2 separate regions of the Mus musculus genome follow, and region 1 is linked to region 2. The links are chromatin loops, found by intact Hi-C in ENCODE. Cell type or tissue: left cerebral cortex. All regions are shown on one strand. Each heading gives the region's core, and the rest is flanking DNA. Links, peaks and the distances in the headings are about the cores only. Region 1 overlaps Acsl6 (acyl-CoA synthetase long-chain family member 6). Region 2 overlaps Fnip1 (folliculin interacting protein 1).

What was found. Peaks named below come from ENCODE experiments on the same cell type or tissue, not always from the same donor. Only the 100,000 strongest peaks of a DNase experiment are listed, where the experiment ranks them.
Region 1: a loop joins it to region 2, with 3 times the contacts of the local background. A loop is called at or near these places in 11 of 42 quality-filtered maps.

What each region holds. Positions count from the first base shown.
Region 1 is chr11:54,348,624-54,360,992 of GRCm38, forward strand. Acsl6 (acyl-CoA synthetase long-chain family member 6) reads left to right here. Exons shown (of 21, transcript NM_001033598.1): 18 at 1,935-2,078; 19 at 3,399-3,500; 20 at 4,368-4,439. Among named protein-coding and RNA genes, the nearest start is that of Gm12224, 9.6 kb to the left of the region's middle. In left cerebral cortex, for the core only: CTCF peaks have their summits at 6,189, 8,240 (motif pointing right) and 8,924 (motif pointing left); DNase peaks (open chromatin) are centred at 1,896, 3,346, 4,824 and 6,178; H3K27ac peaks cover 768 bases.
Region 2 is chr11:54,473,794-54,486,162 of GRCm38, forward strand. Fnip1 (folliculin interacting protein 1) reads left to right here. Exons shown (of 18, transcript NM_173753.4): 3 at 1,839-1,973; 4 at 6,457-6,557; 5 at 6,817-6,891; 6 at 8,702-8,793. Among named protein-coding and RNA genes, the nearest start is that of Fnip1, 42 kb to the left of the region's middle. In left cerebral cortex, for the core only: a CTCF peak has its summit at 4,842 (motif pointing left); DNase peaks (open chromatin) are centred at 4,797 and 6,845.

The DNA of each region.
Region 1 (12,369 bases), core at 1,690-9,689, 120 kb before region 2:
TAAACACTCAAATCTGAGGCACTGAGCCTGAATGAAGCCGCCACCATTTCAGGGCATGGCAGGAAGTGAGTGACTAGACTCCTGAGAAGCAGCTGGAGTGCTCAAACAGCAGCCAGTAGCCATGGAGTCAGAATCCAAAGTTATCATCATTCCTAAATAAGGGCTTAATCTTCATTGACATTTTCCTTCCATTTGAAATGAGTGTTTATTCTTTCTGTGTCTCTTCTGTCAGGCTAATGGTGCATTCGTGGTTTCAGTTCATCGTGGCTCCAATGTGACTTTCTTGCATACTGTTCGCCTAACCATGTGTTGTGCCTTTTTGTTTTTATCCACAAACAAAATCAGTCTGTAATTTTTACTCTAAGATGACTCTGGTCTTGGCATGAGCTTATTTGAATGAGCAGATGGGTAATGTCCTATTTTTTTTTTTGTCCTATTTTCTAGAAGACCATGTGCAGTGATTATGTTTAAGGAAGATTTGTGCTTTAAATTTTTATTATTTCATAGTAATAGATAAAACAGAAGTCCTCTAATCCAGCAAGCCCTGGGTCTCAACCCTGCGTCCTCTGTTTCCTAGTCCTGTGGCTTCTGAAGGAGTTAACTAATTCCTGACTAATGAGGATCAGTTAAGGAACCCTCATTTGCTTTCTAGAGAAGCAGAGGTGACAACAGCCAGCTGTGGCTATGAAGACCAAAGAAGCTAGTGTAGGGGAAGCATAGGGGATCCAGCCCTAGTGCTGAGAGAAACAGACCCGCTTTCTTTTCCTTTCCTGGAGAGATTGCTCTGGCCCTGGAGGAACAAAGAGTTGATGTGGGCATGGAGGGTCTGTCTGCTCAGAATGTAGGTTTCCATGGGGGGAGGAAAAAGAGGTGAGGGTGAGGGAGTCTACAAGTGAGGATTGATGGGCCTAGAGAGAGAGAGAGAGAGAGAGAGAGAGAGAGAGAGAGAGAGAGAGAAGAGGAGAGGAGAGGAGAGGAGAGGAGAGGAGAGGAGAGGAGAGGAGAGGAGAGGAGAGGAGAGGAGAGGAGAGGAGAGGAGAGGAGAGGAGAGGAGAGGAGAGGAGAGGAGAGGAGAGGAGAGGAGAGGAGAGGAGAGGAGAGGAGAAGCCATATCCTGGGTAGACAGATTTTCACAGCCTGATAGGAGTCACTGACCACGATGAAGTCTGGGCGCCCATGAAGAGATCTAGCCAGCAATGTAAGCACATACAAATGTCTATCCCTGGTATACTGTTCCCAGAGATAATGAAAGTACGACATTCATGACTTATGTGTCACTTCATCACCCCAGAAACTCAAAAAGGTCCTAGGGTCAGTGAGGTGAATAGAGTCCTGGAGGCCACTAGCACCGGCACCCATTCCCTATCCTCCCTGCCAGTGGGTGCTGGGGAGATGATCTAATGGCTGGGTGGAAGCACCGGCTCTCTGAGGACCCTGCTTTCAACCAGGAGACGGCAAGGGCACTCTGGGTCTGAGGCCGTAGCTGGGGCAAAGGACTCTAGTGAGGTCAAAGAGAGTAGATCTGGAGATGTTGGTGAGGAAGAGATGCAGCTGGAGCATGGGCCTGGGCAAGAGGAGCCCTGGTGGGATGGACATGGATCTGAGCACAGGCACTGAATGTCTGCTTTGGGGGGGGGGGGTGCGGGGCGGGGCGGGGCGGGGCGGGGCGGGGCGGGGGTGGCTGGGGAAGTAGGAAGGCCAGGTAAGGCCCAAACAGAAGAAGGGATGGTGGATGCTCAGGGCCCAGCAGAACTGGCATGTCACTTACCTGTGGTGGGCGATGGCTCCATCAAGCCCCATGCAACATCTCTATAGACAAAGAGCAGAACATCTCTGGGGTGTGGGGTGTGCAGGGTAAGTCTGCACCGAGGAGGGGCGGCTCCAGCTTGGAAGTAGGAGCGCTGTCTTAGGAAGCTGTCTGTTCCACTCCACAGGAGGGAACACTCAAAATCATTGATCGGAAAAAGCACATATTTAAACTTGCTCAGGGGGAATATGTTGCGCCAGAGAAGATCGAGAACATCTACATCCGGAGTGAGCCTGTGGCACAAATCTACGTCCACGGGGACAGCTTAAAGGTGAGCACCGCTGCTCCAGTGCTCCTGCGCATACCGGCCCTCCAGAACCTCCAGATTGCGTTTTGATTTCTAGTCAACTACCAGGACTCACCCATACATTTCTAGTCAAGAGGAAAAAATCCTTTCTAAGTGAGAAATTATGGGGCTTGGGAATCTAGCTCACTGAGCAGAGCACTTGCCTGGCAAACAGGAAGTCCTGGGTGCCCAGCACCACATAAAACCAGGCACGGTGATGCATGCAGAGGCAAAAGGATCCTGAGTTTGAGTGCAGCCATGGCCTCAAAGCAAAAGCACAGAAGAAATCTTAATTACTTAGGATTTGGTTAATTGCAGTTAGGACAAGCAAGTTTCTTGAAGACAAAAAATAGACATTTCCACTAACTTTTAGTTGTATGCCACTAACTTCCAAGGAGGGTTTTCTTGAAAAAAAGATATTAAGTAAAAATTCAGTATTTTTGCTTTCCTGATTGTGTGTGTGTGTGTGTGTGTGTGTGTGTGTGTGTGTGTGTGTGTCTGTGTTACTGTGGGTTGAACTCAGAGCCTTACTGCATGCTAAGCAGGCACTCTCCCACTGAGACCACTGAGATACCCCACCCTATAAGCACTGTTGTTTCAATTTTAATATGCAAATCAATTGTGCAGGTAAATTAATATAGTAATGCAAGGAATGTTACTGATGATAATATTGCTTATCAGTATTAAAACATTTGCTGTCAATATCATTTAGGTCACGGTCAGAAAAACCAAAAAGATATCCTATGGTATCAGAATTACTGACTCTATTCTATCCTGTGCATATTTGTTTATATAATTAAACCTTAAATCACTTTTAAAGAAAATAACCAAAAACTTTAAAACAGTTCTTCATGAATAAATTGGAAGTCGTTTGGAAGTTCTGGGAAATGTTTGGGCTCACAGAATTGGGATCAATCAAGTTAGATTAGCACCCTCCAAGACGTGCAGATCTGAGGTTGGCATGAAAATCTGGGGTTATATCAGTAGTGTGCATGTGTGTGTGTGTGTGTGTAGGAGTGTATTTAATTTTTGGTTTTTGGAACTGGAGCTCGAACTCAGGGCCTCAGGCAAGCTAATCAAATACTTAACCACTGATCAGGCCCATGTCAGACGTGATCAGTCAGGACCATGTAGCACATTAGTGGAAGTGTTTTATAACCTCTGAACAAATGTTTCATAACTGTAGACTTATTTTTAGGAAAGGGTGGAGTCTGAGAATGCCGAGAGATTATTTTTACTGCTGGACCACAAATGAGAGCTCTAAAAGCCTTTATCATGACTGTGCTTTTCTGGTGGGCTTTGTAGGCCTTTTTGGTTGGCATTGTCGTGCCTGACCCTGAAGTCATGCCTTCCTGGGCTCAGAAGAAAGGAATCGAAGGGACCTATCAGGAACTCTGCATGAAAAAGGTCTGTACCCCAAGGTGGCTCCCGACAGGCTGCTGAGCATTTTATAAGTCACCTAACAAGAGGACAGAAAAGCTGACGACCGTGAAATCTAAATGCATAAGATGTGTCTGGTATTACTTTAAACATTGTAGGAACCCCAAAGCAGAGATTTGCCCTTTTGTGGTTATTGAAGACCTCCCTGCTTTCTTTAAAAACAAAAAACAAACAAACAAACAAACAAAAACAGAGTAAAACATTTGGTTCTTGGGACCAGGAGCCATCACACAAAGTTTATCTAACCCCACTGCCCCATAGCTTGGAAGGGAGCTGTCTAAGAGGAGGTGATTTGTCCCAGACCACACAGCTGGTTCATGGCAGAGTCAGATGTGAACACAGGCTCTCTGCCCCTTGCCAAGGAAAGGTGGATCTCATGTGTACTGGGTTAACAGGTATAGATAAGATGGAAACAGTACACAGCTCTTTCCGATTAAAGCACCCACCGCTCCATCATGGAATTGTCTTGACATCTAGGGAGAGTTGCTGTTCTGTGTTTCAGCAGCAGATGCAGGCTGGCATCTCTGGTTCTACTCTCCCTGCCCTGAGCCCAAGCTTGCATAGGAGTGACAGCACTTCCACGCTGACCAACAGACCACTTTAAACAAAGCATGCCCTAACCCACCCACAGTGACCTCTTGGGCCATTTGCCTCCCTTTCTCTCCCGGAGAGAGGTATAGATTGGCATGGCACCAGGTTACCCTCAATAGAGAAGAGACCTATGTGTCTCTCTCACTGGTTGACCTTAATTCAAAACTTTGTTCCCTCTATCTGCACCGCCCCCCCTCCCTGATTTGAAATGTGTTATTGTTTCACTTACATGGTTCAATTCAGGAATTGAAGAAAGCCATTCTGGATGACATGGTGATGCTGGGGAAAGAAAGCGGACTGCATTCTTTTGAACAGGTAACTGACCTTTCTCACCCACCCACCCCCCGCCCCCATGTTACATAGAAGCATGTTGACCCTGACCTGGCCTCTTTCCCTGCCTGGTATGTGGCCAACCAGAAGGCTACACACACAAAGACCCCCTGAAGGGCTGTTGTGAGCCAACTGACACCTCCCGCTCCTGAGCTAAATGAGGTCGCTGGACAAGTAAGTAAGGCTGTTGCTCGTTGCCCTTACAACCGCAGGCGATCATAAGGCCGAAATAGAAGCCTTGCTGTCCCCGAGAGATCATGTGGGCCGGTCAGGCTCCCAAGCACCCTACCTTATTTTTACTTTTATGGGCACTGCTGTCTTAGCAGCTGCAGGCAAGCTTACTTGCTAAGAGGACACTATCAGCCCAGTGGCCTTTCTGCAAAGGAGAAAGAAACAAAGCCCCTGCAAACAAAGGACACTCAGTTCCTCTGAGACTCTCTGTAGCTGGGCTCAGGACTGAGCATGCTCAGTCCACCTCCCTGCTAGCATCTGTACTCTTAAGTAAAAGCCAAAGAGAGGAAGGTTCCAAGTAGAAAATAGTAACACGCTAATAAAAATTTTATCCTTTGGACTTTGAGATAATTGTCTTTTATCAGCATCCATAATTGTTCTCTGGGGACAGCAACATAGATCAGCAAGTAATGGTGCCTGCTGTCACACCAGATGACCTGAGTTCAGTTCCTGTGCCCCATATAATGGGAGAAGAGGACCAACTCCTGAAAGTTGACCTCTGAACTCCACACATGTATGTGTGTATTTGTACATGCATGTGTGTTCTGCACGAATGCTTGTTTACACACATACACACACAGAAAGAAAGAAAAAAAGAGGGGGGGTAAACAAAATTTTTTTTCAATAACTGCTTTTTCAAAGGGTTTGGTGACACATGTCTTTAATCCCAGCATGTGGGAGGCGACTCTTTGAATTCAAAGCAATCCTGATCTACATAGTTCCAGAACAGCAAGGGCTCTGTAGAGAGACCCTGTCTAAAAAACAAACAAACAAACAAACAAACATGTTTTCTATCAAAATCGCCCAAAAAATATAGTATGAGGGATCTGCAAGGCTTATAAGAAGTTTTAAATTTTAAATGCAGTTTTGATGATAGCCTACAACTAATTTTAAAGTTGTTTTTAAGTGTAAAATTCTTATGTTTAATCTGAATCAAAATATGTTTATGCACAAAGGTTTCTTTTTTTATTGTTGTGTTGCTTGGCTTTGGACAGGGTCTCATGCTATAGTGGTTTCAGGTCAGAGCAGGCTGGCCTGCTACTTCTTATGTAGCCCAGGCTGGTCTTGAACTTGCTGCAATTCTCCTGTCACAGCCTCCCAAATGTTAGGATTACAGGTGTGAGCTAACTACCATATCCAGCTACGGTTTTAAGTGTTTAAGATTGTTTTCCTCTTGGAACAGATGTTTAAATCTAACCAATTTGAGAAACCAACTTTTGCTTGTCAGTTAAGTGTTTCAGGCTGGCTAAAGCTCGACTCCAAAGCACGGTGGCTAATTGGTACTTTTCAGAGTAGAAGGTCCATATTTGCCGCTATGGTTATTTCAATTTCCAAATGTGGTAGAACGTATTGTGTGGTCTGTCCTTAATGGGGATCTGTGTGGCTGGATCACATGTGGTCATGTGGTTCAGGGGCTACCCCTGAGTGGTTCCAGACCCTGTATCCTGGGGCAATTTGAAGGACCAGCTGGGGCTGCACCTGGTGACATCCTTGTGAATTCCCAAGCTCTGTACGCCATCTGTTGGTGCTGAGATGTATAACCTACACGGGACACAGATTAAAAACTAAAATGAAATTGGGGGCGGGGAGGAGGGAGGGAGGAAGAGAGAGAGGGGAGAGAGAATGTGTGTGTGTGTGTGTGTGTGTGTGTGTGTGTGTGTGTGTGTGTGTGACATTTATTTCCTTAAGATTATTTTAGGAACCTTAAAATCGCAGTGTTCTCCATTGCCTTTGGTTAGAACACTAATGAGGAAAGAGAGTCCTTGAGTTTCCCTGTGCCTGTGTAGTTTCTGCTCTAATAATCTGCCCTCACCATGGTAACCTCAGATGCAGGAAAGTCATGTGGCATCCCAGAGGTCTTCGGTGTCATTGCCAAAGTTGTCACCTCTTGGTCTTCTCTGTCATTCTGTCCTCATTGCTTTATGCCACCCCAAGACACACACACACACACACACACACACACACACACACACACACACACACACACGGAGCCTCTGCTGACGAATGGCAGGACTCCTGTCCAGAGGAAGGTGCACTCCGGACACAGGCTGTCCCTCACAGAGGTTGCCCCAATTGATCCACAGTCCATGTTTGCCTTGGTCTTTTCCCTTTTCAAAATTAAGTGGCCAGAGGCTGGGGGTGTGGTTTAACTGGCAAGTCGTTGCCGAGAATGTAGCCCTGGATTTGACACCCAGCACCACGTCCACTAGGCATGGAGGCAGTGTATATAACCCCAGCGCGAGGAAAGTAGATGTAGAGAGATCAGAAATTCAAAGCTGTCCCAACTACAAAGCAAGCTCCAGACCAACTGAGGCTCTAAGACCTCGTCTCAAGCGAACAAACAAAGCAAACAAACCCCAAAACCATCAACCAATGATAGTAGCCCGCACAAAAATCATCAACCAATGATAGTGGCCCGCACAAAAAAAAACCATCAACCAATGATAGTGGCCCGCACAAAAACCATCAACCAATGATAGTGGCCCGCACAAAAACCATCAACCAATGATAGTGGCCCGCACTTGCCATCCCCTCTCTGGGGAGGCTAAGACAGGAGGAGGAGCAGAGACTCAGGGCCAACCCAGGGCTGTGTAGTGAGATTTTTGTCTCAAGGGAGAGGGGGAAGCTATTAAGGATTAGCCCTATTTTTACAGGTGGCTCGCCTGCATGTATTTAAGTGCACTACGTGAATGTATGCTGCCCTCAGAGGCCAGAAGATGACCCCACATCCCCAGAATGGTTGTGAGGTGCTGGGAACCAAGCCACTGTCCTCTGCAAGAGCAGTAAGTGCTCTTACCTGCTGAGCCACCTGTCCAGCCTTGAAGGATTAGCTCTAAACACATGAAGAATGACCTAACTACATCCAGCGTTTACGTTATCCTGTATAAACTTTAGGAGTTCAGGGTTACCGGGCTGGGTTGCTTGTACTAAACTTTGAGTTAGAAAACAAAAATGGATTTACTGTGGCATAAATTCCAGAAACATGCAATTCTAAGAAATAGGTCAGCCATTAGTAATTGACAGAGATCTTTAGAAGATGCATATCTAAATGAGTAGATTAATAAATAAATAAATAAATAGGATACACTTAAACTGTCCTAGTAACAAGTAGATGACTAGCATATACTTGAGCACATTTAATTGTGAATTAATAATGTTCTTGATATTTGAATGGCTCACTAATTTGCATAGACAATACAGAATGAAGTTTGACATGTAGATTTTTCAGCTTCTAACCAGTAACCTTCTCCTTAGTCATATTGTGTTGCTTCTCATTGAAATGGATACTTGTGGAATCAGTTTAGAGATGCTTTTATCATTTCCCTGATTCATGGATATGCTTATCTTTCTTTCCATCTTTCATCTTAAATGATTTATTTATTTATTTTGTTTATTATCTACAAGCAAACTCGAGTCAATACCTTTGAAAATCTTCAGAATACAAAAGTTTGTTTTTGTTGTTGCTTTTTTAAGTTTCTGAGTTTTTACATTTCTTTATTTTATGGGTATGGGTGTTTTGCCTGAATATGTCCATGTACCACGTATGTGCAGTTCCCTTGGAGGTCAGCAGAGGGCGTCAGATCCTCTGGGTATGAAATTGCAGATGGTTATGAGCTTCCAAGTGGGTACTGGTCATGGAACCCGGGTTCTCTGGAAAAGGAGCCAATGCTCTTAACCAAGGAACTATCTCTCCAGCCCCTGGAAAGTTCATGGTCTTGTGAAATAACATAACTGGAGGCTTTGGAGGTCTTACTTTCCAATGCAATGTTTAAATGCTATCTTTTTTTTTTTTTTAATGAAAGTTCTATAAATCTCATTTCAATGACAAGTTTCAATATAGAAGTCTAAGCTAATGTCAGGCATTCTCTTTCTATTTCTTCTATAAAATTTATTAAAAGTTGGAAAGACCCAGGCATGGTAGTAAACTCAGGAGACAGAGGCAGGTGGATTCCCTGTGAGTCTACATAGTGAGTTGCAGGTCAACTAGTGATGCACAATGAGAGATACCTGTCTCAAAACTACTTATATTCATCCATATGTATGTACATAGATACATGCATGCATACATACATACATACGTATGTACATACATACAAATGGACTTGGAAAGGTGGCTTAGTGGTTAAGAAAAGTTGTTATTCTTCCAGAGAACCTGGTTTTGATTCCCAGCACCTGCATGGAGGCTCACAACTGTCTGTAACTCCAGTTTCAAAAAATATGATGCCCTCTTCTGGTCTCCACAGGCACTGCATGCACATATCGCACAGACATACATGCAAGCAAAACACCCATGCACATAAAATAGATAGATAAATAGATAGATGAATGGATGGACAGACAAATGGACGGATGGATAAATTTGGAAAGCCAGTTTCATGGACATAAATGAACAATAAGACTCCTTTTTTAATACACTGAAAATTAGACAATTTTTTTGTCTTAAGGTTTTTTTGGGGGGGTTGTGTATGTAAAAAAAATTCAGTGGATATAATGGAGTTTTTGAGCAAAGAATTCTTTGTCACCTCTAAATAGCCACCTGCTAGGATGCTGTACTGTTAATATCAGAGACATCTTCCTAGCCCCTTGATCCATCTTAAGAGTCATCTTTCCAAAGAGCCATTCGGGCTTAATTTTCCATGTCGAGAGTCATGTCCAAACTTGCTAGCAATGTATACTGCTCTTTCCAATATGGCCATTCTTTCCAGACCCATCCTCTTCTATGTCACATGTATCACATCTGTAACAGGCTGCAGAGATTTGAACATCACTGCCTCTGCCTGAGCACACGCTTCCAATAGGACCACTCCACCCTGTCCCTGGCTGTCTACAGCTGGCTAACTTAACGCTTACTCTCCACCGTTCAGCTCACATATACCTATTTAAAGAACCTTGTCTCTCACAGGATCATGTTTTGAGCTCTCAGTTTCCAACCTGTAGCACTATCTTGAAAAAGTCACGGATCTTTTAAGAAGTGAGACCTGACTGAAGGAAGCAGGTCCCAGAAGTCTTTGAGCAAACCCCTCTTGTTCTAATCTCTCTGCTTTCCATCCACCACCATGTGAACAAGTTGCAGCCTCCCTCCCATTGCCACTGATGGAGCCATTGTGTCGGCCTCCCTGCCATGAGGAACTCAATCCCTCTGAAACCATGAGCCAGAGATATTGGTCTCCCTTTAAACTGATTCTGTCAGGTATTTTGGTCACAGCAATGAAGAGAAACATAATAAGGAAACACAGCGCAAACTCTGCCAAGCCTAGGGTCTGTGGTGTATCAGAAAGAAATGCCAACTCACACAGAAAAACCCCACTCCCAGTCTATTGGGTTTTCCTTCTTTGCATAAGTGGAAAGATGGATGATCCCAGGTAGGTACAGGTCCTCAAAGACACGGACTTTTCCTGTCTCTCCACTTCTCTCAACCCTTAGTGTGTTGGCTTTTCAATCCATGGTGGTGAGGTGGCTGCAGTAACTCTCAACATTGCTCACATTCAAGGAAGAAAGGGGAGAGGAAATAGAAGTAGCTGTGCTTGAACTTTTTAATTAGGGAAGAATTTTTTTCTAGACTAGTAACCAGATATGGATCTTATGGCTGTCCTCTAGCTGCAAAGCAGAGCTGAGAAATCAGAGAACAGGACAGTCATGGTACGGATTCTGGGCCCAACTAAGTCAGGTTTCTGTTAGCACGGGGGAAGTGGGGCAGGGAGATTGGAGGAGCAGCTGTAGTCCCCCCCCCCCGGCGCTCATCCCTGCACAGGTCTGCCAAATACTAACACCTCTCGTTGGATTGTAGGTTCCATGTGAGTAAGCGCTACTTGTTTCTCCTTGTATCCCTGGTGTAAAACATAGTACACCCTGTAGGTGCTCAATGAACATTAGTTACCCTAAACTATACCTGGTTCTCTGTGTATTTTAACACACACACTTTGATGTGATTTTTAAAATACGTGTTAGAACTCTTTAATAAGTGCATTACCTCTGCAGAGATCACTTGATTTGGCCCTAGTTAGGATACAACTTCTTAAAGATCACACCATTAACGTGTTCAGCCCTGACTCAGATGTAACGTTCTCAGACAACTGCCTGGAAGTCTTCCTTTTGGAACCGCACATGACAGAAGTCCTATGAGACACTCCTAGACCATCCCTCCATCCTTTCTTGTACACAGTCCACCTCGCAAAAAGACTTTGTCTGAGGAGCCTGGGCTCTGCCACACAGAAGGCAGCAATGAGAATGCTAGATCAGCTCCCACCATGCCTCTCTCTAAAGGAGTCCACAAAAGCTCATGGCTCAGGCTAGGGATGCAGCTCAGTTGGTAGAGTACTTGCCTGGGATACACGGAACCCTGGGTTCTATCCTCCCTCCTCCTGCTGCACAAACCAGGTATGGTGATGTATGCCTGTCGTCCCAGCATGGAGGAGAGAGGAAGGGAGCTCCTACGTTTTAGGTCATGCACAGCTCCATGGTGAGTAAGGCCTGTCTGAGCTACATGAGATCCTGTCTCAAAAAAAAAAAAATGTCTACAGTAGGATATTGATTTAATTCATTATGCTCCCCCTCATTTCCCTTTGCATTCTTTGTAAAAATTACATCATCCCTAGGCAGCCATCTAAAGCAGGCACTGGAGTCCTCACAGCAGCCTCCCTCCACATTACATCTGTCACTGTGCCTCCGATTCATTCTGACCTGCTCACCTATCTCTGTGCCTGCTTCCGCTCTATGAGTGCTGGCTTGTCTCCGATGAGCGGGACATATGCTTCTATTCTTAACTCCCCCCGAAGCCAACTTCCAGTTTCTCCCGAAGATTTCTTTCTATAGCACGTATGTGTCTGCTTTACTTAGAAATCTCCAGCCCTTTCCTCTTGCACTTGGAATAAAATTCCACCTTCTCCACACTGGCCTGTCTATGCCTTCAGCTTCATCCCTACCACACTTGACTTCGTTATGTACCAATGAGAAGCCATTAGTTGTCCCTTTGTAGATCCTGCTTCTTCAATCCTGGTTTTGTTCTTGATGACTGTGCCTGTGTAACCCTCCCCCACTCACTTTCCCACCCACCCCACCCTCGTTGCTGCTTGATTATTTATTTAAGATGGGGGTGTCCCAAACTGAACTTCAGCTTGATAGATGGCCGAGGGTGACTTTGAACTTCTGTCCTTCCTAACTCTACCTCCTGAGTGCTGAGTTTTGTGCCACCATATCCTGGCTTTATAGGATGTTAGGGGAGCAAACCCACGCATCCTACTCGGTAGTCAAGCACCAGCTAAGAGCTATACCTGGCCTCAACTCATTTTTTGGTGAAATCTTCGCTGATTTCCCTGACTGCACCTCACTACCTACCTCACTAACTACCCTACCTCAGGTCTGTGCTCCTCATTCCCTGCTCATCATGTTAAAAAGTGCCCAGCATCCTGCAGTCTGCTCTGCAAACCCTAATATACACCACTTAGGGTGCTGGTATTTAGGACTCCTTTTATTCTTGGTGCCTAGCAGAACAAACAAACTGTTCATGTCTGTAAAGTTGTTGAATGAATGAATGAATGAATGAATGAATGGATGGATGGATGGATGGCAAAAGGAAAGGGTGGGTTCCAGCCATATCAAATAAGCTGAAATGTGTTTGTATATAATTTTGACTCAGCATGGTACTCTTAAGCCAAGGTGCATATTCCTCTCTGCCTGCTTACTC
Region 2 (12,369 bases), core at 1,515-9,514:
AAAAAAAAAAAAAAAAAAACCAAAAAACAAAAAACAAGCAAACAAACAAAAAATATATAACCAAGGGCAGGTTTAGTTGATATCCATCAGAGGCCTGCTCTTTTCTGAAGGGAAATGGAGGATGAGTGGAACTGGGGGAGAGGGAAGTTGGGGGGGTTGAATTATGAAGAGTTGAAGGAGGGGAACTGCAGTCAGGATATAATTAATGTATGAGAGAATAAAAAATAAGATATGGGCAAGGATACCAATACTAAACAGCATTAAAAGAATTTAAATAAAATAATAAATATATAATAATAAAAATTAAAATATCTAATGAGGTCCTTGACTTCAATTATGTTTGCTACATCAAACATCAGTAAGTTTGTTAGTTCTCCAGACTATTATAATTAGAAATGTCACAAGTATCATTATGGTTTCTCTTCCCGTTCCACAGATTAAAAAACAGATTTAGAGACCTCAAACAACCTCTTCATAGGATTTGAACTTATCATATCTACTCAAAAGCTCTAAAGCCCTTTTCTCTTTTGCTTGAAACATTTGATTGCAGATGATGTGGAAGTTTCTCTTCCTTATTTTAAAGTGCCTTTGGTGATAATGCAACTATAAAATACTTACTCCAGAGATTTGCAGTTTTATTCTGATTGCTTCTTCTGGAAATCTGAGGTCTTGTACATGGTAGAATGAACATACTTGAAACTGATAAAGCATTGAAGTATTTTTTAGTGGTGTCACTAAGTGGACCATAACTTTGATAGTTGTGAACAACAATCAAAGGGTTCAGTGGGAATGGAGAAGAGAGGAAAAGGAATGAAGTCAAAGAAATGCGTCCTGGGGCTGGAAAGATGGGCCCAGAGTTGAAAGTGCTTGTTGCTTTTGCAGAGGACTAAGGTTTTGTTCCCAACACCTATGTAGCAGCTCACAAGCATCCTTAATTACAGATCCAGGGAATCTAACACCACCTTTTGGCTTCATGGGCATCAGGCACACATATCGTGTATAAGCATACATGTCAGCAAAACACAAATATATGTGAAAGTATACATCTTTTAAAAAAGTGAGCCTTTCATCTAGTTCTACCTGATAGCATAATTATCTAAATTTAAAATGTATTCTTTATCTGTTCTTCACATGAATACATTTAATTTTAGAAGATTCAACATGGGACTGGGTTTGTAGCCCAGTGGTAGAATGTGTGCCTATCATGCACACGCCCCTGTGCTCAGGCCCAGAGCTGCCTTTTCCATACACAAAAGATTAACAGATAGATGAATCTATAATAAAAATGTAAGTCTACTTTACATTTCTCCTTCCTCATAGACTACATGGTTAATTTTTTTTCATAACAGTAATGTTTGTTAACTTGTAACATGTTATTGTTATACTTAATTGAAATAGACATTTTAAACTTCCTTAGCTTTAATTTCTAATATAAGATAATGATTAAATAAAACTCATAAACCAAAGTCCCTTGACATTTGCAATAATTTATGAGTATAAAGAAGTTTTGAAAGTAAATAATTTGAAAATCACTATGGATTACTAAGTCACAATTAATGAATATTATTTTGGCCATATAATACAGAAAATCCCTGTTGTTTGATAATATTGGTGAGAAAAAATGCACTCCAAATAGTACTGGAGGTGCGGCGTTGGTGGTATAGTAGTGAGCATAGCTGCCTTCCAAATATTACTGGAGGAAATAGAGAAAAATAGCATATAAAAGTTGCATTATTTTTAATTATCTCATCGTTTTTTCAACTTTTTTATATTGCTTTTAAGTTTATATATACTAAAAGAATGTATTGGGTTATTAATGGAAGTATCCTGTGTTTTAGAAGCTCTGTAATGATGCTCAAGTCAAGGTCTTTGGGAAGTGCTGCCAGCTGAAGCCAGGAGGAGATAGTTCTTCCTCTTTGGATAGCTCTATCACTTTATCTTCTGATGGAAAAGACCAGTGTCCCAAATACCAGGTAAGATCACTGATTTATTCATTTACAAGTTATTTTCATCACTTTCCTAGGGATCAGTTTATAGTAGCAACTTGACTGTACCTCCCTGAAGCGTAATTGTAGCTGTAGAGATGGATACATTTACTAAACAAGTAAGTTTTAAGAATTTAAGAATAAGAAAATACAGAGGTTATGGTATTGGTGGCAGATATTTTCTCCATCTTTATATTTTATTGAATACCCAGAATATCTTATTTTTGTACCCCTTTATTAAATAATAAATCAACACAGTTTGCCCATTAATTAAAGTGTAATTATAAAGATAAAATGCATATCTTTGTTTTTTACAAGTAACTGGATTTAAAATTTTTTTTTAGGATGTAAGATTAAATTAATCAGTAGCTACATAGAAACTTGTATATAAGCTTACTACATGAAATAAGATCAATTCAGTTTCATACTAAGTTCATGTCAGCTGCTGTGAATTTATGTCATCTAAAGGTTATGAAAATCAGACAGACTTTGTATTTAGTAGTACTAAATAGACTCTTGGTCATTGTGTTTATAAGAGATGATGCTCTTGGATAGAAATTTAACTTTGTATGCCATCAGTAAGGCATAATGTAAAAGGATTCTGAAATGACTAAGATCTGCATGTTAGGAGGTAATTCTCAGTTACACTCTGCCTTCCTCTCGTTTTACCTTTACGTTAGGCATAACACCTTAACAAGTACCTGACAACAGTAATATGCCATATAGCTCCTATATAACAGAAAATTATGAGATATTTTCTAATTTGTTAAGTTGTACAAAGATTGTAGATAAAAAAGGTAGTTATTGATTATAATCTCATTTTGTATCAGAATCCCACAACGTACACTTTTTAAAAAACAAAAAACAAAAGCATTCAGTTATACTTGATAAATTAGATAAAATATGATCTCTAGGAATTTGAATATTATCTTTGAATTACTACCAGGAGTGAGTAGCTGGAATGAGTAGACCCTTTAAAGAAAGCATCTAAAAGACAGCAGTGATAGCAGCACTTTGTTAATTCTATGACCTCATTGTGGATTGTCTTACCTGAAAATATATAACAGTGTCTGATATTCACGTTAACCATTTGGTATATGTTATAGCAGACTGGTTTTTAAAATTAATTTATTTACTTACAACCCAAATGCTGCTACTCAACCTGGTCCAACCATCACAGGGTCCCTCCTCCCACCCCCTCACCTTGCCTCTGAGAAGGTGGACACCCCCCTGTGTATCCCCCTACTCTGACACATCAAGTCTCTGCAGGATTAGGCATATCCTCTCTTAGGCACATCTCCTGCATAATGTGCTGGGGCCTTTGTCCAGCCCTTCCTCTTTTTTTGGTGGCTTACTTTCTGAGAGCTCTCGGGGGTTCAGGTTAGTTGACACTATAGGGCAGACAATGAATTTTAATATCAAATTATATGATTTTTATTAGATTATCTCCATGGAATGCTTAATTGAACTATAAATGAGGATTAGTCACAGACTATGAATTGTTTTCCTTTCATAACCAGTCTGGAGTCATGTGATGCATGGGATTTTCTGACTTGAAGATGTATGTCCTCAGAAAAAGTCCAGAATTCCCTTATCTTTCAATTTCATTAGATATATAATGTGTTCTGTTGCCCCCCCCCAAAAATAGCAACTCCATTTCTTGTGATCTGCATTTGAATTTCATTGACCAATTCTTTAAAGTATATGTGAGTCAGTAGTTCTGAAAATTGCTACTCCAAAATTGCCACTCCTAGACCATCTTACATCAGTGAGTGAGAGTATGAAATAACATTCCTTTCAGTTGGGCACATTGATGTCTTAGAACAAACTGGGCTTCAGAAATTAAATAGAGAGGGCTGCTAACACAGCTTAGGGAATACAGGTACTTGCTGTTCAAGCTGAGTTCCCTTCCCAGGACCCACATAGTGGAAGGAGAGAATTGAGTCCCAAATGTTGTCCTGGGACTTCTACTTTTGTGCTATAGCATGATGTATCCACAAACAACCACACGTAAATAATAAATAATATTTTTAAGACAGGGTCTCACTATATAACCTCGGCTAGCTTGGAACTCTATGTAGACTATATAGTCTTCAGACTTAGAGAGATGGTCCACCCTACCTCCTGAGTGCTGGGAGTAAAGGCCTGCACCACCGGCTACATTTATTTTTAAATTGAGCAGAGAGTACTTTGTATTAGTAGTTAGTGATGTTTGCCATGGTGCATAAATACTAACAAAATGGATATTTGATTTTTTTAGTGATTTTATAATTCTGGTGGCAGCAATTAGGGTACAATATCAAGTTCTTTGAAGAAAAAAGACATTTCTAATATTTGAAGTAAATCTTTTCGTTGTCTCCTAAGTGCTGGGATCATCATACCTAGCTTAAGTCTTTTTCTTAACTAAACTTTTAGTATAGAATGCTTTGTTTGTTCTTGACTATAGATATGATGTTGTGCAGCAGATCTCAAGAGTTTATTTTCAGTTTCTTGACTGGAGCTTAATGCCCATTGATTAGTAATGTTTCATTTCACCTTTGCTAAGGTCCTGGGGACTATCAATTCTGTTCTTTGGCTCCATGAATTTGACTTTCTTAGATACCTCATAGAAGTGGAAGTGTATACAATACTTAACTTTCTATGATGACCTTGTTTCATTTAGTTTCATTTAGTTTGCTGCCCTTAAGAATCATCTGTGGAGGCCTGGAGAGATGCCTCAGTTGTTAAGAACACTTGCTGTTCTTCCAGAGGACCAGGGTTTAATTCGCAGCACTTAAATGTTGGCTTACAACTAACTATCTGTAACTCCAATCACATGGGATCTGATGCCCTCTTCTGGCTTCCAGTGGTATCACACATTTATGTGGTGCACAGATGTACATGCAGGCAAAAGATACTTAAAAATGATATAACTTTTAAAGTATATAAAAGATTTATTTATGATAATGCATACTCAAAAATGTTTCTCTCAGGCTGAAATATATTCCACTATATGTATACTATATGTATATATACTTCATTTTCTTTGTCATTTTTTTTTTTATAAACCACCTTGAGGTAGTTTTTATGCATGTTATGTAGAGTCTGGTTTTATTTTTTGCATATGAATATCCAGCCTTCCCAGCAGCATTTCTTAAAGAGACTTTCCTTAGTACTTATCTTGAAGATCAGTTGACTGTGTTGGTATGGATATATTTCTGGGTCTCTGGTCCCATTCCATTGATTTGTTTATCTTTCTGTTGGCCCCATACTGTTTTGTTTACTATAGATTTATATTATATTCTGAAATCTGTTTGTGTGATAACTTCAGCTTTATTGTTTTCTTTCAAGGATAATTTCACTATTTGTGATCTTTTTAAAATATTATTTTAGAATGTTTTTCTGTGTTTGTAAACAAGTATCATTAAATCTATAGATTACAAGTGACCTTTTTTAAAAAAAATCATGATAGTTATAAATTGCTCTATTTGTGTTTGCTTCTTTGCCATAATGGAAGTAGTAAAAACTATACTGTCTGCTCTACCCTTGTTACCTACTGGAGAAATGTTATATATATATATATATATATATATATATATATATATATATATATATATATGGGTAAGACATGATGCACATGTTGAGTTTGGATTAGCAAGATGGCTTAGCAGGTAAAGGCATTGGTCACCAGGCTTCACAGCCTAAATTCAATCCCTAGACCCACATGATGGAAAGGACCAACATGTGCAAGATATGACCCCCGCTCATGTGCACTATGCACATCCACTTTTGTACATGAGTAATTGTACAAAAAAGTTTATTTGAAGTTTTAATTATTTTTAGTACCAATATCCTATTAGTGACCTAAATACTCCTTAGTAATTGGTCTGACCTGTTGAAGTATGTTATTTTTTTAAAGACTTATTTACTTTTATTTTATGTGTGTGAGTGTTTTACCAAGATTTATGTATGAACTCTACACATATGCCTAGAAGGGAGATTTCCTGAAACTGAAGTGACAGGTTGTCATGAGCTTCCATGTGGGTTCTGGAAACCAAGCCCAGGTGTTCTGCAAGAGCAGCAAGTAGTATTAACTATTAAGTCTTCTCTCCAGCTCTGAAGTCTGGGACTTTTATGTAATCAAATTCTGTGCAACTCCTTCTTTCCCTCCCTCCTTCCCTCTCTTCCTTCCTTAAATGAGTCAGAATCTTCCCAAGTATCCAACTTGAGTTCAAACTTGAGATATTCCTGCCTTAGTCTTCTCACTGTTAGGATTATACATACTACCATACCTACCAATGCACTTTTAAAAATGAGTAAAATTTCTGTTTAATGATACTGTTGAGTTTAATTTAGGAAATTACATGATGAAGAACAAATTACGGAACAGTTTGTATAATGTAGAATTAAAGTTATAAAGACAATTAATATTAGAAATCATTATAAGGCTTTTAATTATTTTGTTTCATTTTTTATTTTAAATTTTATTCAGGGTTCTCGGTGTTCTTCTGATGCCAATATGCTTGGAGAGATGATGTTTGGCTCAGTAGCAATGAGCTACAAAGGATCCACCTTAAAAATTCATCAGATCCGGTGAGGGGGTTCAGTTTTTCTTATGTTGTACTCATTGTAGAAGGCCAGGTTTTTTGGAAATGAGATGATTTCTTAGTTCTTTACTCAGACTGAGCTTGTCAGATCCCAGCTTATGATGTCCATAGTCTTAGTACTTCTGTATCTCAGCCATTGTGATGTTGTCATGAAATCTCTGCAACTTACATTTTTTTAACTTACAATAAGTTAAAAGTCATGTATTTAGTTTAAATCTCTTCTGTCATTCTGTGTTCTTTCATAGCTCGCCTCCACAGCTTATGCTTAGCAAAGTTTTCACCGCACGGACTGGCAGTAGTATCTGTGGGAGTCTCAATACGTAAGTGCTTGTGGATGCAGGGGGATTGATATTTAAGGTACACAAAGATAAATATTAAAGATCTTTTTAAATTATAGCACAATTTCAACTCTATATCTTGCTCAAGTTTGAAAGTTTATGGAGTCCAGATTACACACCCTTTCTGAATATGACTGGATATATAGATGTGATTTCTTTTTCTGTAGTTTTCCAGAAGGTTTGTTAGAAGCAAAATGTTGAGCACATCTCCATCCTAGATGGCATGCTGCTTTTCAGTCTTACTCTTCTGAGCTGATCACCATTCACACCTTTACATTCTTCAGTGTGCAGAGCCCCACAGACTCGAATGGCCTTGGGTAGCCATGTCACTGTTAAATCAAAGTCATCCCCCCCCACACACACACACACACTACACATATAGAATAGCTGTGGGGAGATTATAAGCTGTTCTCGCTTAGACTAGAACAGTGACATAGAAACAAGGTTGGGCCTCCTAAGGCTAACAGACTATGTAGCAGAACCCTAGTTCTGCACCAGTAAACAAAGTGCTGAGTTAGGGCCATGGTTAGGTTAGTGGGGTCCACAGGTGCCAAGTCAGAGCACTGACTAGCTTGAATCCTGGAGGAATCCAAAGTCTAAGTGCGTGAGGAAGCAGCAGGGAACCTACCTGCTCTAGAGAAATTCTTTTGAGCCTTTGAAAGACTTCTGTTTTGAGAGGCTCTAATAAAGGTTTCTACTATCTGTAGCTTAATTTTACCTTTCTTTTAGGAAGGAAGGAAAAGGTAGATTTTTAAAAGAATATTGGGAATACTTTAAAAATTTTTGCCAAACTTTTTAAATTTAATACTGTAGTAGAAATGAAATAGTCCTCCTTTTTTCCCCTAAATTTTCTAAATTCCTAAAGTTTATGGAAAGCACAGTAATTTTACTTTTGCTCTTCTTAAAGAGAATAAAAGAAGTAATATACACCATTTTTAATGTGTGATGATTTGATTGCTGTTCCTGCTGCTCTCCTTCCCGTTTTCTGTTCCCTTCCTCACCCGCAAGTCTTCTTTGACCATTTCCAACCCCAAATGTTAACACAATAATTTTAGTCCAAAATATGAGGGAAACCTTGTCTGTTCTGTATGTCAGTGTCAGCAATTTATTTCTAAAAGAGCCACATTTTTACTTTTCCATGTGTGAGCTGTATAGTATGCTGTAGTTTCCTACTGCTGACCTTACAGCAGTAAAGCAGCAACACACAAATGAGTAAGCATGAGCTTTCCTCCTGTCAAACTTCGCTTATAAAACGTACATCAGAGGGGCTGGTGAGATGGCTCAGTGGGTAAGAGCACCCGACTGCTCTTCCGAAGGTCCAGAGTTCAAATCCCAGCAACCACATGGTGGCTCACAACCATCCGTAACAAGATCTGACTCCCTCTTCTGGTGTGTCTGAAGACAGCTACAGTGTACTTACATAAAATAATAAATAAATCTTTAAAAAAAAAAAAAAAACGTACATCAGCTGTAAATGGCCTTCAGGTACAGCTTACTAACTGTAAGCTTAGGTGATTATAGATTCATCATCATAGTTTATACTTACAGTCTTAATGGTAGTAGTTTTAACTTTAAAGAGTTTTTAGCTAATATATAAAAGGATAGGTTTCATAGTGATCTTTTCATTCCATTATATTTTGTTCATATTCAACCTCTATTATTCTTCCTATTCCCTTTACCTCAAATATTTCAAAGTTTTACACTTGAAATTTCATAGGGATGTGTGAAGCATTATCATTAAATGTATTTGGAATTTGTTTGTTTGTTTGTTTGTTTGTTTTTTCCTCTGTAGTCTGCAGGACAGTCTTGAATTCATCAATCAGGACAGTAATACATTGAAAGCTGATAGCAGCACAGTTAGTAATGGGCTGCTTGGAAATATAGGTAGGTGGTTTATTTTCATTTTATAAAGTTTTAAAATGTTAACAGTATAAGATTTGAAGTTACTTCTTGATTATATAGATTTCTTGTATAACCCAAGAGCTTCTAATGGTGTAAACAGAAAGGTTGTTTAAATTTTACATGTATAACCTTTCTATTATTTGGAAAACATTTTTTCTTAGATTTTAATGTAATATTTTGTATCTGTAAAAAGAATTTGTCTTTATTTTTTTTAATTAGTTGTATTTTTGGAAGATTATGTCATTGATATTGAAAGCCATTACCAGCTCTCTGGAATATTTTAGTTGGGTAAAGACTATCCCTACTCTCTTCTCTAACCTAAAAGTCATTTTAAAATGGTGTTCATTTTTATGAATTGTGCTTCATATGAGTAGATGCTCAAACAATGATTTTTAAGAAGCATATTAAAATAATAGCTTAATTTAGTTAATTATGGTTCACAATGTGTGATGCATTTTAAAATGACATAGTATTTCTGCAACTTCTTCTCTAGAAAGCATAACTAATTTACCGCTTGATAATATTTCTGATGCATAATATCAGGGAGTGGACAGCCACCCTTACTTAGTAAAAACTTTTTTTTAGATGATTATTTTTCTTTTTTAAGACATGATTTTATTGAGATATGATTTCAGACTTTTCTAGCACTTACTATGTAGCCCTGAGTAAATTTTATCTTTAAATGTATGTATCTTCAAGTAAGGTGCTGTTAGGCCTTTGCTGTGGTTTAGTATTAGTGTGGAGCCTGTTTTCTAGCCCATGTGCAGGGATGACAAGTGTGTGGCAGCATGCTTGGCTGTGGCTAATTTTTATAAATACAATAAGCTGTATTAGTAGAAAATGCAGGCTTTTCTTTCTCTCCCTGTTTCAATGGTATAGCATTGTACTCAATAAATATTGTTTTTAAATTTGTTTTTTCAAATGAGATGCTATTAAGCATTCACTGTGGGTTATCAGGCCTATTTTATAATGTAGGTCAACTTATAGAAAAAGTTTTTTCTAGTTTACTTGATTTTAATTACTGATTTTAATGAAGTAAAATTGCAACAAAGCAAAACTTTAGTCCCAGCCCTCAGGAGGGAGAGGCAGGTAGATCTCTGAGTTCAAGGCCATCCTGGGCTTCAGAGTGAGTTCTAGGACAGCCAGGGCTACACAGAGAAAACCTGTCTCAAAAAACAAAAACAAAAAATAAGAAAGAAAAAAAAAAGAAAGACAGACAAACAGAAAAAAAAAACTGAACAAAGAAATACCTTTTTAAAAAATTGTATATTATTTTAAAATTCCAAGGACTTAATGAAAGTGATTCATTTTAACAGTGCACATGAATCAATAGTTATGAAAGTAACTTATACTGTTACTGAAGAGATGGCTTAGCAGTTAAGAGCACTGGCTGCTCTTCCAAAATGTCTTGAGTTCAATTCCCAGCAACCACATGGTGGCTCACAACCATCTGTAACGGTGTCCAATGCTCTCTTCTGGTGTGTCTGAAGACAGTACAGTGTACTCACATAACATAAAATAAATAATCTTTAAAAAGGGTTTTATTAAAAAAAGTAAGTCATACTATGGAGGCTAGATGTATTTGATCTTTCTCTTGAAATATAGAGGAGAAATGTAATCCATTTAATCAAGATACAGCCTTTAAATAATGCATGGCTTTCAATTCCACACTCTTTACTGTGAATTAAGGATAGTTGAGACCTATTTCTGACTTTATGTTTCCAGTTGACTAATCAAGTATTTTTTTAAGCGTCCGTAATATGGCAAGCACTCTAGTAGACCCTGAAGAGGTGGTAAGCTAACACAGTTTCTGCCTCAGTGGATTTGTAGTTAGTGAGCATTAGATAAAAACTACAATCACAGAATGCTATAGAAGATTAAACTTATATGGTTATGATTAAAATGTAAGCATGAATTCCCTCTTGGAGAATTGTGGAAGACTTTGTTGAGCATAGGACACCTAAATTTGAGGAGTTATGTATATAGTTCTTGGAAAGAACTGCCTTGGAAGAAGCAGTAGAACATATCAGACCAAGGACACACCACCACGAAGCATGGGAGTAACTTCATGTGAGTGGAGCACACTCATTCTACTGAGGGAAGGGAAGGGAAGGGAAGGGAAGGGAAGGGAAGGGAAGGGAAGGGAAAAGGGAAAAGGGAAAAAAGGGAAAAAAGGGAAAAAAGGGAAAAAAGGGAAAAAAGGGAAAAAAAGAAGGGAAAAAAGGGGAAAAGGGAAAAGAAGGGAAAAGGGAAAGAAGGGAAAGAAGGGAAGGGGGGAGGGAAAAGGGGGAGAGGGGGGGGAAAAGGGGGGGAGGGGGGGAAAGGGGGGAGAGGGCAGGAAAGGGGGAAAGGGGGGGAAGGGAAAAAGGGGGAAAGGGGAAAGGGGGAAGGGAAAGGGGAAAGGGAAAGGGGAAAGGGAAAGGAAAGGGAAAAGGATTGAGGTAAGGGTGTGGGGAAGGATTTGAAGGGAGGAAAGGGAAGGGAGACATGATATTAAAACACAGTCTCAAAAATAAACAAAAAAATGAAGAAGAAAAGAGAATTGAGCAAGAGCAAGATGGCAGAGGGCACTGTGGGCCACAGCAACAAATTGACACCCATGCTTCATGTTGTCACACACCAGTGAGGACATGCTAGTTTAGTTTCCTCACTTGTTTTCTAAAGCAAGTGCCATGACACAGTTAGCCACCCAAAGTTTTCACTACTGGAAATTACTGCAAGGAAGAAAATGAGTGAGGTCGGAAAAGCCAAAGTAAACATACTTTGTGATGCATGTCTGACTCTGAAGGACTGTAAGGACTGTAAAGGAATACAGTATCAAAGATGACGTATCCACCCGTGCCCCAGCCGGTGATAGCTGTCTAAGGAGGAAGGCCTGGTTGTCAGAAATGCCTTGTGTCTCCCCAGAAAAGGCCTGGACTTAGTATCCTCTGTATTTAATTATTGGCTGAGAGTATGTTATGGGTAATATATAACCTTTCACAAATGTCCAATAGATTTTAAAGCACAATTGAAATCTTTTAGATACACTCCCAAGGCTTCAACAGAAAGTTGTTTTGAATCCAACAACATAATCAAATCTTATTTATATGTGCAAAAGAATGTGTAGTGAGTATAAGTAGTTGAGATTAAGATATGTCAAGAAAAAAATCTCATCTCTTATAGGTAAGTCAGTGGAAAACTGAAGACTTCACTGAACACCTGAAAGGGTCTTAGGGACGGACCACAAGGTGTCCTTTAACTACATTTCAAAAGCTGAACAACTGTAGGAACAGATACTTATTGAAGAAACATGAAAGAGATTTGATTATAGGTATTTTTGGAAAAAAGGAAACCATTGAGAGAATGAAATTAAAGCAAGATATAATTTTCTGAGAATATTGAGTTGGGACCCTGGCTGACTTAGAATTAGCTTTGGACGATAGGATGAACTTCTCAGAATTCTTGAGAAAATGACTAGCATCATAAGGTTTTACTGTTACCTATTATTTCACCTTAGGCGGGAATTGTCAGACAGGTAAGGATTTGAGTAACTTTGGAGGTGGAATGTTAAGAAGG